Regions from separate parts of the Homo sapiens genome. Here all the other regions are linked to region 2. The links are chromatin loops, found by intact Hi-C in ENCODE. Cell type or tissue: K562. All regions are shown on one strand. Each heading gives the region's core, and the rest is flanking DNA. Links, peaks and the distances in the headings are about the cores only.

What was found. Peaks named below come from ENCODE experiments on the same cell type or tissue, not always from the same donor. Only the 100,000 strongest peaks of a DNase experiment are listed, where the experiment ranks them.
Region 1: a loop joins it to region 2, with 2.4 times the contacts of the local background. A loop is called at or near these places in 24 of 110 quality-filtered maps.
Region 3: a loop joins it to region 2, with 7 times the contacts of the local background. A loop is called at or near these places in 34 of 110 quality-filtered maps.

The regions. Positions count from the first base shown.
Region 1 is chr6:43,782,909-43,787,023 of GRCh38, forward strand. VEGFA (vascular endothelial growth factor A) reads left to right here. Exons shown (of 8, transcript NM_003376.6): 8 at 1,633-3,579. The coding sequence ends at 1,654. Among named protein-coding and RNA genes, the nearest start is that of VEGFA, 15 kb to the left of the region's middle. In K562, for the core only: a CTCF peak has its summit at 2,493; no DNase peak of the experiment used is centred there.
Region 2 is chr6:43,836,662-43,840,776 of GRCh38, forward strand. All of the region lies in intron 1 of LOC105375070 (a long non-coding RNA gene), which reads left to right. It overlaps LOC105375069 (a long non-coding RNA gene), which reads right to left and starts at 2,138. Exons shown (of 3, transcript XR_001744130.1): 1 at 1,993-2,138; 2 at 1,223-1,751; 3 at 271-350. In K562, for the core only: a CTCF peak has its summit at 1,800 (motif pointing left); DNase peaks (open chromatin) are centred at 1,820 and 2,200.
Region 3 is chr6:43,772,910-43,777,024 of GRCh38, forward strand. VEGFA (vascular endothelial growth factor A) reads left to right here. Exons shown (of 8, transcript NM_003376.6): 2 at 1,432-1,483. Among named protein-coding and RNA genes, the nearest start is that of VEGFA, 4.8 kb to the left of the region's middle. RefSeq lists enhancers at 1-24, 25-790, 1,843-2,137. In K562, for the core only: a CTCF peak has its summit at 2,013 (motif pointing right); a DNase peak (open chromatin) is centred at 2,042; H3K4me3 peaks cover 1,449 bases.

The DNA of each region.
Region 1 (4,115 bases), core at 1,175-3,674, 53 kb before region 2:
ATTTTCAAGTGCCCCCAGGATGCGTGGAGGGAGGGGTCTGTGCCCATTCTCCTGACATTAGCCTGTGAGCTCCGTAAGCCCGGGCCTCGTTTACGTACCTTTGTGAGCCCCGGGCATCTGTACCTCTTTCCTTTGCCCATACTGGGGACCAAGGAAGTGTCAAGTGCATGAGTGAATGTGTGACTCAGTTCAGAGGGTGAGGTCAGGAGCACAGGGTCGGGACAGGTGGCTGGCATCTTTTAATGCCTTAGCTTATGTTCTTTATACCAACTTGGCCTGTGCTCAGAGTGAGGGAGGCCCTGGGGGTCAGGGTAAGCGTCAGTCAGGGAGGCAAGACTTTGTGGGGATTTCCTAGACAGGGCCAAGGCACCCCCAGCTCACCCCGAGGCTGTGTTAGGGAAGTCCTTGGAGTGTCTCCCCTCCCCCAGCAATGTTCTTGTGGCTTGTGTGTGCTCAGGGGATGCTGGGAACCAGGCCTGGGTAGTTGGTGTGGGGTGCTGTCTGTCTTGGCCCTATGTGAAACCAAGAGGGCGTATATTAGTGCTGGGGTGGGGGCTCTGCCTAACTTCAGGGCTGGATGAGGGGAGTCTCAGTTCCCCAGGGGTCCTTGGGAAAGATAAGGGACTTGACATTTTAGGGTTTTTAGGTGATTATTCTGCTGATGGGGGTTTGTGTGAAGTGACCTGGGAGCTAACTGAAGTTACTCTAACCTCCCAATACCTTTACCCAACCCCCAAGCTGGCTGTATCTGGGAATATCAGTTTCCAAAATTGGAGGCTTAGGACTCCGTTTCGGGGCTCCCCAGAAGGGTAGGGCCTGTTCTGCCTCCTTCTCACAATCACCCAGGGGCAGGGGCATGCTGAGAAAGTTCTTGGAGGCCCCCTTTGCTTCAGCTGGAGTAGTGAAGCCGCCGAATTGTCTCTCCCCATCCTAAGTGAAGCAGCATATTTGAAAGGAAAGACAACCTGTTACCTGGGCCTGCAACCTCCAGGCAGCTCAAGAGAGATGAGGCCTACAGCCACAGTGGGAGGGGACATGGGGAATGGAGATGGTCCCTCACCTTCCTGGGGCCTCCTGCTCTACGCTACCCCCTCGGGAGCCTCCTGTCCCCAGGGCAGGCCCTTGCCATTGTTGGTCACCCGGCCAAGCCTCTCTGCCTCAGGCGTTCTCCCAGAAGATCTGCCCACTCTCTTCCCCACACCAGCCCCTAGAGACTGAACTGAAAACCCTCCTCAGCAGGGAGCCTCTTCTGATTAACTTCATCCAGCTCTGGTCACCCATCAGCTCTTAAAATGTCAAGTGGGGACTGTTCTTTGGTATCCGTTCATTTGTTGCTTTGTAAAGTGTTCCCATGTCCTTGTCTTGTCTCAAGTAGATTGCAAGCTCAGGAGGGTAGACTGGGAGCCCCTGAGTGGAGCTGCTGCTCAGGCCGGGGCTCCCTGAGGGCAGGGCTGGGGCTGTTCTCATACTGGGGCTTTCTGCCCCAGGACCACACCTTCCTGTCCTCTCTGCTCTTATGGTGCCGGAGGCTGCAGTGACCCAGGGGCCCCCAGGAATGGGGAGGCCGCCTGCCTCATCGCCAGGCCTCCTCACTTGGCCCTAACCCCAGCCTTTGTTTTCCATTTCCCTCAGATGTGACAAGCCGAGGCGGTGAGCCGGGCAGGAGGAAGGAGCCTCCCTCAGGGTTTCGGGAACCAGATCTCTCACCAGGAAAGACTGATACAGAACGATCGATACAGAAACCACGCTGCCGCCACCACACCATCACCATCGACAGAACAGTCCTTAATCCAGAAACCTGAAATGAAGGAAGAGGAGACTCTGCGCAGAGCACTTTGGGTCCGGAGGGCGAGACTCCGGCGGAAGCATTCCCGGGCGGGTGACCCAGCACGGTCCCTCTTGGAATTGGATTCGCCATTTTATTTTTCTTGCTGCTAAATCACCGAGCCCGGAAGATTAGAGAGTTTTATTTCTGGGATTCCTGTAGACACACCCACCCACATACATACATTTATATATATATATATTATATATATATAAAAATAAATATCTCTATTTTATATATATAAAATATATATATTCTTTTTTTAAATTAACAGTGCTAATGTTATTGGTGTCTTCACTGGATGTATTTGACTGCTGTGGACTTGAGTTGGGAGGGGAATGTTCCCACTCAGATCCTGACAGGGAAGAGGAGGAGATGAGAGACTCTGGCATGATCTTTTTTTTGTCCCACTTGGTGGGGCCAGGGTCCTCTCCCCTGCCCAGGAATGTGCAAGGCCAGGGCATGGGGGCAAATATGACCCAGTTTTGGGAACACCGACAAACCCAGCCCTGGCGCTGAGCCTCTCTACCCCAGGTCAGACGGACAGAAAGACAGATCACAGGTACAGGGATGAGGACACCGGCTCTGACCAGGAGTTTGGGGAGCTTCAGGACATTGCTGTGCTTTGGGGATTCCCTCCACATGCTGCACGCGCATCTCGCCCCCAGGGGCACTGCCTGGAAGATTCAGGAGCCTGGGCGGCCTTCGCTTACTCTCACCTGCTTCTGAGTTGCCCAGGAGACCACTGGCAGATGTCCCGGCGAAGAGAAGAGACACATTGTTGGAAGAAGCAGCCCATGACAGCTCCCCTTCCTGGGACTCGCCCTCATCCTCTTCCTGCTCCCCTTCCTGGGGTGCAGCCTAAAAGGACCTATGTCCTCACACCATTGAAACCACTAGTTCTGTCCCCCCAGGAGACCTGGTTGTGTGTGTGTGAGTGGTTGACCTTCCTCCATCCCCTGGTCCTTCCCTTCCCTTCCCGAGGCACAGAGAGACAGGGCAGGATCCACGTGCCCATTGTGGAGGCAGAGAAAAGAGAAAGTGTTTTATATACGGTACTTATTTAATATCCCTTTTTAATTAGAAATTAAAACAGTTAATTTAATTAAAGAGTAGGGTTTTTTTTCAGTATTCTTGGTTAATATTTAATTTCAACTATTTATGAGATGTATCTTTTGCTCTCTCTTGCTCTCTTATTTGTACCGGTTTTTGTATATAAAATTCATGTTTCCAATCTCTCTCTCCCTGATCGGTGACAGTCACTAGCTTATCTTGAACAGATATTTAATTTTGCTAACACTCAGCTCTGCCCTCCCCGATCCCCTGGCTCCCCAGCACACATTCCTTTGAAATAAGGTTTCAATATACATCTACATACTATATATATATTTGGCAACTTGTATTTGTGTGTATATATATATATATATGTTTATGTATATATGTGATTCTGATAAAATAGACATTGCTATTCTGTTTTTTATATGTAAAAACAAAACAAGAAAAAATAGAGAATTCTACATACTAAATCTCTCTCCTTTTTTAATTTTAATATTTGTTATCATTTATTTATTGGTGCTACTGTTTATCCGTAATAATTGTGGGGAAAAGATATTAACATCACGTCTTTGTCTCTAGTGCAGTTTTTCGAGATATTCCGTAGTACATATTTATTTTTAAACAACGACAAAGAAATACAGATATATCTTAAAAAAAAAAAAGCATTTTGTATTAAAGAATTTAATTCTGATCTCAAAGCTCCTCTTGGTTTCTCCTTCTCCATTGAATCCTTGCTCTAGACTTCCTCCCGCCCCCTTTCCCTCTTCCTCTGGGGAACATGGCATTTGTCTTGGGTCTGGGAAAGGTACGTCTAATGTGTAGGATATGGGGTGACCCACCTTGTTGTGCTGGGGGCAAAGTCCTTCCATTTTGGCTGAGCTGGTCCTGGGGGAACCCATCCATCCTGTCTTGATATAGAAGGTGGGAAGCTCTGGGAATGGGTGGAGGGGGAGAAACAGCTTAGGAGCCAAGGGCCCTTGCAATTGGTAGTGCTGCCTTCAGGAATTAGATGATCCAGGCCCCTGTCCCTTAGCCAGGGAAAGAACTGGCCATGTCTCCAAGCTTGCTGCCCAGGAGACAGGAGAGAGCTGTTTTTGTCTGTGGGGGTCTTGTTGGCTGCAACAGGCTGGGAGTGGGAGGGGGATGCTGCTGGAGGGCTGTGACTCCAGGGTGTAACTTAATTTTACATAGTTTTACACCCTGGAGTTCCTTGAGCCTCTGGAAGATGGACCCA
Region 2 (4,115 bases), core at 567-3,066:
ACATGGCTGGCATTAGGGATAGCTTGTGGTCTCAATTAGGGGCCAGCAGTGGCCAGGGTTAGGGGTCAAGTGGTAGCCAGGGTAAAGCAAGCTTGTAGTCAAGATAAAGGGTCAGCTGTGGTTATGACTGGCTGTTGATAAGTGGTTGGGGCTAGAGGTCAGATACTGACAATGAACAGTTTTCTATGTATGATGCTAACTGCTCTGGAAGCAGCTCACCTTATCTCGGAGGCATAATGAAGAGGCAGGAGCATTTGTCTGAGAACTAAGAAGACTTGGGTGTTAGCCCTTGTTCTACTCACTTATTCGCTGGGTGAGTTGCTTCACTTCTTTGAACGTCAGTCTTCCCTCTGCGGGAAAGTAACAATGCATGCCCTCCTGCCTTACAGTATGTGAGGTATTTGTTTCTGGGTATCCTATTATTAAATGTGATTAAATAATCATTAATAGCAACACAGCCTTTCCAATCTCACCCTGCCAGGCCTGTAGGTAAACCCTCAGTGTTGGCTGAGGGTAGGTTGGGGGAGTGGTTAAATAATGGTCCACAGACTTGGCCACTCATTGGAATTACCTGGACATTTACAAGAGCATACTGATGCCTGACTTACTCCAACCCTCCTGCATTCTGAATTAATTTATATGGGGTGACCAGGGCATCAGATGTTTTTTTAGACAAGGTCTCAGTCTGTCCCCCAGGCTGGAGTGCAGTGGCACGATCACGGCTCACTACAGGCTCGACCTCTTGGGTTCAATTCTCCCACCTTAGCCTCCCAAGTAGCACCAAGGACTATAGGTGCATGCCACTATACCCGGCTAATTTTTAAATTTTTAATAGAGACAAGGTCTCACTCTATTGCCTAGGCTGGTTTTAAACTCCTGAGCTCAAGCCATCTTCCCGTCTTGGCCTCCCAAAGTGCTGAGATTACAGGTGTGAGCCACTGTGCCCAGCCATGCATCAGAATTTTTGAAAGTTCCCCAGGTGATTCTAATGGGCAGCCAAGTTTGAAAACCACTGGGTAAAAGCCAGTACAAATGAACTAAAGAGAATGAGTCTTTAAGCAGCAACCTGAGCTGTAGATAAACCAACCAGCTGAATCCATGCCGCATTTCTGTGGGGAGCTGAGATGGGACAGCAGCAAGAGGCTTGGGGAGAACTTTCTCACTTAACCCTCTCCATACCTCTGTGTCTTCATTTGTCAAATGGGGTTATCTTTATACTTACCTCACAAAGGTTGTACTTTATAATAATCAGCCCCAGCCAGCCAAGAGATGTTGACTGAATATTGGGGACTGGAGTGGAGAAAGCAAGGTCCCTGGAACTTCCCTTCAGCGCTGCCTTACCCGAACTTTTTGAGGATAGTCTGAAGCCTGGGGATGGACAACATGACCTTGATGAACCTGGAATCTCCTGGCCCTGAAGAGGATCTTTGGCATATATGTCCCCTGTTTCAAACATCGTCCCCCTCAAATGCACTCACATTCATTTCATCACGTCTTTCATTTTTTTGTTCATTTCAGAAAATACCATCCCCATACTAACCTGTAGGACAGGTGGGGGATGGGGAGATGGAGTTCCATCACCTCTGGCTCTTTCCAGGGTTGGGATGGGATGTTATGGAGCCCCTGGAAGCTTCAGCTGAGGGTTGGGGGCAGCTCCTGGCCAGGTTTCCAGTGTCTTGGTCCTCCGGGGAAAATGAAGTTTTCTTTTGTGGTCTGTGTGTCTTTAAGACTTGAAGGCTGTGGGGACCTGACTGGGGAAAATTCCAACCAGTGGGTTCCTTTGAAATGGAAGTGACATCTAGTGGTCTGAAAAAGAACTGCCAAGTTGACCCCCCCCAGCCCCAGGCTGCCCCTGGGGTCCCTTCCCTGGCCCCAGGTCACTTTCCTGCTGGGCCACAACCCTGCTTGAGGGCAGTCTAAGTCCTGACAGTGGGCTTTTGGTGGCAGGGTGACTCTCTTGGCCCTGCCCAGGCTGGAACCCAGGCCAGGTACCTGCACTCAGGTCCAGACACAGAGAGGCCAGGCCCAGGGCAGCCAGAAGAGGCCCAAATATGCCAGGGCTGCAACATCGCGTCCCCAGGTGAGGTGGAATCCTTGGGTCTCGTGTCTGTTGATTCTGAGGAGCCCTGTCCTGAGTCTTCCACAGAAGTCAGAGTGCTGTGCAGGCCTCAGTGCTGAATCATCCTGTGGCCAGGCTGCTGTTATGCAATGATCCCGCCGTGGGTCCACTGGTGTCAGCGGCTGGCCTTCAGCCTCCCCTTCAGGGAGGCAAGGGGCTTTGGGCGGTGCATGTGCCCAGACTTGGGATGTGTGAAATGACGGCCTGCTCAAACACCTGGCCTTGGAACCAAAAGGGAGGGTGGGAGGAGGGGACAGTGCCCAGTCGCTTGTTCTCTAAGGTTCCTGACTTGAGGAGCCCCAGTCTGAGGGGGAGACATAGCCCTGCCCTCAGGGAACCCCAGAGATCCCTGATGAGGGCGGGAGCAGGAAGGAAAAACACACGAGTGGAACAGACCTGATGAACCCTGCAAAGCGCCAGAAAAGCCAGAGCAGATGATTTTAGGACAGCAGGGCCCCAGGGGCTGTGCTGGGAACGGGGCAAGTGACTGGCACTGGGATTGAGTGGCTGCTAGTGCTCAGGGGAGGCAATGCCTTTAATGATGGCAGGGGACCTGTCCCCTGTCCTCCATGTGTGTATACCTGGGTTTTTCCCCAGCACCTGGTTCACAGGATGAGAGGCCTCAGTCCATCTCAGACACTAAGCCCCATGGCACCAGGGCCTGGGCAGGTAATAAAAGAGACTCAGCAGGACTGGGAGGGCTTGCTGGCATTGTTCGGACACTTGGCATGCATCTGTTTCTTTCCTCTCTGCTGTGGTCCTCACTGGCAGCTGGGTGGAGAGAGAACCCACTTGGGAGGCAAGAGCCCTGTGGGCCACCTCAGCCCTGTCTCTGCCCTACCCCACCCCTGAGCGAGGCACAGCTGCCTCTGGCCTTACTTATGGTTCTGGAAGCTTCCTTGGGCCCCTTCTCTAAGACCCTTGGCTCAGGCACATCCTTCTGGGTTGGGAGGCGTCTCTTCCAGAAGGTGGGTGAGTTTGAAGATAGACTTCATGAAAATGCTATGCAATTGGCTTGCTTCTGAGAGATTTGAACAGCTAGCATTTTAACAATCTCCCAGAATTTATGAAGTAGAAAATACTTGTTTAGCATTGTCTTATTTTTAAATAATTAATTTTAGTTCAGGCGTGGAGGCTCACACCTATAATCCCAGCACTTTGGGAGGCCGAAGCAGGCAGACTGCTTGAGGTCAGGAGTTTGAGACCAGCCTGGCCAACATGGTGAAACCCCATCTCTACTAAAAATACAAAAATTTTCTGGGAGTGTTGGCAGGCGCCTGTAATCCCAGCTACTGGGGAGGCTGAGGCATGAGAATAGCTTGAACCTGAGAGGCGGAGGTTGCTGTGAGCCGAGATCGCACCACTGCACTCCAGCCTGGGCGACAGAGTGAGACCTTATTTCCAAAAAATAAATAAATGAAATAAATAAGAGATACTATATGGACACAGTGAAAAATGCAAGCGCAATAAGAATTAGGGAACCTAGGTGAAGGACATCAGCAGTTCTTATTTTTGCAACTTTTCTGTATGCTTAAAAAAATAAAAAAGTAAAATAAATAAGAAGTTAAAAACAAATTCAGACAGAAGTGTAAGCCTCTCTTCTAACCTTTCTTCTAGCCACTTACTCAGTCCTTCTCTTGGAGGCCCCTGAGTTACCAGTTTCCTGTGTATCCTTCTAAAGGTAGTCTAAAACATATACATTTATAAACTGTTTTCCTCCCACATGAATGATGACTTTTCTCCACACCGTTCTGCAACTTTTTTCTCTCACTTAACAATAATCTGGAGACCATTTGGTGTGAGTGCACAGATAGCTGGCTCATTCTTTTTCTTCACTCCAGTTTATTCTACCAAACAGATGTTTCAAATGTTTATTTGGAAGAGATTGTATAATAAGGTGGTTAAGAGCATAGTCTTTGGAGGCAGAATGCTCTCGTTCAAGCCAGTTGTTTAATGTTGAGCCAGTTACTCAATGTCTGAGTGACTCAGTTTCCTC
Region 3 (4,115 bases), core at 927-3,426, 63 kb before region 2:
CCCTGCCTGCCTAGAACCGCCCCTCCTGTGCTCCCTGGCCTTGGAAGGGGTATGAAATTTCCGTCCCCTTTCCTCCTTGGGGCCCAGGAGGAGTGGAGGGTCCCGGGAGAATATTGTCAGGGGGAAGGCAGGGGGTGTCATGGGAATGGGTGAGGGGGCTGAGGTGCAGAATCCAGGGGGTCCCTGCAGGAGCCGCAGTGGTAAGCTGTCCAGCTGGAAGCCTGGTAACTGTTGTTTTCTCTTGAGAGGGGCTTCCTGTGACCTTGGCTGTCTCTGGGAGCAGGGCTGGGGTACCTGAGTGGGGTGCATTTGGGGTGTGTGGGAAGGAGAGGGAAAGAAAGATGGACAGTGGGACTCTCCCCTAGCAGGGTCTGGTGTTCCGTAGGCTAGAGTGCCCCTCTGCTCTGCGAGTGCTGGGCGGGAGGGGAGTTGGTGAGAGCTGGAGACCCCCAGGAAGGGCTGGCAGAAGCCTTTCCTTTTGGGTGCTGTCAGGTCCGCATGTCTTGGCGTGTTGACCTTCACAGCTTCTGGCGAGGGGAGGAATGATCTGATGCGGGTGGGGAGGGTTAGAGGAGGCCTCAGGCCTAAGGTGGTGCAGGGGGCCCCCTAGGGGCTGGGCAGTGCCAAGGCATAAAAGCCTTCCCTGGTCCCTGGTGGCATTTGAAGGTGCCCAGGTGAGAGGGGCTTGGCACCTCCTCACCCTGGGAGGGAGAAGAAACCAGGGAACAGGTAGGAGTGGGAGACAGGTGAGGCTTTGGAAATCTATTGAGGCTCTGGAGAGATTTGTGTAGAGAGGAAAATGTGGTTCTCCCCCAGGGTCTCCTCCTGGGTTTTTACCCTCTAAGCAACCTGTGGGCATGCTGGGTTATTCCTAAGGACTAGAAGAGCTTGGATGGGGGAGGGTGGTTGGTGCCCTTCGGTCCTCGGCACCCCCCTCCGTCTCCAACACCAGCTCACCCTGGTATTTGTCATGTCAGCAGGAGAAGGTCACCATGTTGTTTTTCTCGCCCCTAGTCCTTCCTTCCTGCCCCAGTCCAAATTTGTCCTCCTATTTGACCTTAATACTTACCATGGCTTTGGACCAGGGAACTAGGGGGATAGTGAGAGCAGGGAGAGGGAAGTGTGGGGAAGGTACAGGGGACCTCGACAGTGAAGCATTCTGGGGTTTTCCTCCTGCATTTCGAGCTCCCCAGCCCCCAACATCTGGTTAGTCTTTAACTTCCTCGGGTTCATAACCATAGCAGTCCAGGAGTGGTGGGCATATTCTGTGCCCGTGGGGACCCCCGGTTGTGTCCTGTTCGACTCAGAAGACTTGGAGAAGCCAGAGGCTGTTGGTGGGAGGGAAGTGAGGAGGGAGGAGGGGCTGGGTGGCTGGGCCTGTGCACCCCAGCCCCTGCCCATGCCCATGCCTTGCTCTCTTTCTGTCCTCAGTGGTCCCAGGCTGCACCCATGGCAGAAGGAGGAGGGCAGAATCATCACGAAGGTGAGTCCCCCTGGCTGTTGGATGGGGTTCCCTGTCCTCTCAGGGGATGGGTGGATGGCCTAATTCCTTTTTCTTCAGAACTGTGGGGAGGAAGGGGAAGGGGCACAGGAATATAAGGATCAAGAAAGAAAGAGCTGGGCACCACGAGGTTCACCCTCAGTTTCGTGAGGACTCTCCGCTGTTCAGGTCTCTGCTAGAAGTAGGACTTGTTGCCTTTTTCTTCTGCTCTTTCCAGTAAAATTTTATTTGGAGAAGGAGTCGTGCGCACAGAGCAGGAAGACAGTGTTCAGGGATCCTAGGTGTTGGGGGAAGTGTCCCTTGTTTCCCCTAGCTCCCAGGGGAGAGTGGACATTTAGTGTCATTTCCTATATAGACATGTCCCATTTGTGGGAACTGTGACCCTTCCTGTGTGAGCTGGAGGCACAGAGGGCTCAGCCTAATGGGATCTCTCCTCCCTTCCCTGGTTTGCATTCCTTTGGGGGTGGAGAAAACCCCATTTGACTATGTTCGGGTGCTGTGAACTTCCCTCCCAGGCCAGCAGAGGGCTGGCTGTAGCTCCCAGGCGCCCCGCCCCCCTGCCCAACCCCGAGTCCGCCTGCCTTTTGTTCCGTTGTGGTTTGGATCCTCCCATTTCTCTGGGGACACCCTGGCTCTCCCCACCACTGACTGTGGCCTGTGCTCTCCACCTCTGGGGAGGGAAGGCCCTGGGGTCTTCCTTCCCGCGAGTTTCCCTGACCTAAATCTGGCGTGGCTGGGTAGTGGCCAGCAGTGGTGATGCCCAGCCTGTTCTGCCTCCTCCTTCCCCACCCCAGGAGCCCTTTCCTTGGCCTAGGACCTGGCTTCTCAGCCACTGACCGGCCCCCTGCTTCCAGTGCGCCACTTACCCCTTCCAGCTTCCCAGTGGTCTCTGGTCTGGGAGAGGCAGGACAAAGGTCTTTGTTTGCTGGAGAAAAGGTTGTCTGCGATAAATAAGGAAAACCACGAAAGCCTGGTTGTTGGAGTGTACGTGTGTGCTCCCCCAGGCAGTGGAGGCCAGCCCTCCTTGGAGGGGCGGCTGCCTGATGAAGGATGCGGGTGAGGTTCCCCGCCTCCACCTCCCATGGGACTTGGGGATTCATTCCAAGGGGAAGCTTTTTGGGGGAATTCCTACCCCAGGTCTTTTTACCCTCAGTTACCAACCCCTTGCCCAGGCCAGACCTTCCTGCTATCCCCTCCTGGGCCACAAGCCTGGCCCTCCTCTGTCCCAATTGTGATGAAGGGGCAGTTCAAAACTTCTTGATTAGTCATCTTCTCCCCTATCGACTTGGCTTTAAAAAATGACCTTTTCAGACTTCTAGTCTCGTTCACTCTTTTTGATGATGCTTTGCCGTAACCCTTCGTGGGTAGAGAAGGATTCTGTGCCCATTGGTGGTCTGGATAAAAGAAATAGAGACCTCACAGGAAGCAGTGGACTGGCCTGTTTCCCCACTGTTCTTTCTGTTTTCACACCTGTGGCCTTCTCCCCACCTTCTTCCCAATCAACCTATTGTGTACATAGCCCCCCTCATTGTCCTTTATTCTTCTGGAAAGCAGACCTTGGAGGGAGGAGTGAGGGGGAGGCTCAGCTGTGGTCTCTGGGGGGTGGGGGTTGGGAGCTGGGGTGGAAGTCCACGAAGCATACACTTAAGATGCTTTGGTGAAGTTCTAAACTTCATATTACCCAGGCTGAAAAAAGAGCACTTGTTCCTAGGGCTGGAAATGGAAGCCAAAACACCACCTTTTTCAGCCTGTTTCAGCATCTTTAGAGATCAGCCCAACCCACTTACACAGTTGAGCAGAGTTGGAGGCCTAGAGAGGGGAGGGACTGGCCCAAGGTCATACCAACTCATGGCCAGAGCCTGGGCCTCCTCACTGGCCAGGTGTTATTTCTTCCCTCTGGGTAGGGAACCTATTTCAGGGACAGGATTGCTATGTGGTAGTGGTGGTGGGGTGCGATAGGCGTGGCAGGCTGGGCCACAATTTGGAGTAGTCATGCCAGAGTCCTGCATTTATTTATTCTCAAGGGCCCCGCCTCTGTGGCCCAGAATTACCCCTTCATGCTCCAGTGCACCCCAGGCTTCGTGGCCAGCCTGGGAAACTGTCTCTACCCTGGTCTCCCTTCAGATCAGCTTCTAGAAATGTTTCGTGGCTACAGTGGCAGCACTGTTTTTTCCATGATGCAAGCAGTTTGCCCTCTTGGGCGGGGTTATCAGTGGCTGGCAGGGCTGGCACAGCGTGTCCGCCCACTGCCACCTGTGGGTTCCAGGAGGGCCCAGCCCCTGTGCTGATGCCCACCACCTTCTCAGCTCATGTCTGGGGAAGAGGACTGGCAGGGGGAAAGGTGCCTCCTCCTGAAAGGTGCCTCCTCTGTTTTTGCCTAATATAGGCTTGGGAACACTTTGATGTCAGCTAATTCTGACTCCTTTACTTACTAGCTGTGCGGCCTTGGGGCAACTTACTTAGCCTCTTTGAGCCTCCTGTTCCCCATCTGTAAAATGGAATCTCAATAGTGTCTAATAGTACCATGTGGAGAAACTTGTGTGAAATGATAGCTGTGGACTACTGTACACAGTACTCAGGATGTAGTAAGTGCTCAATAAACAGCTGTTGGTAT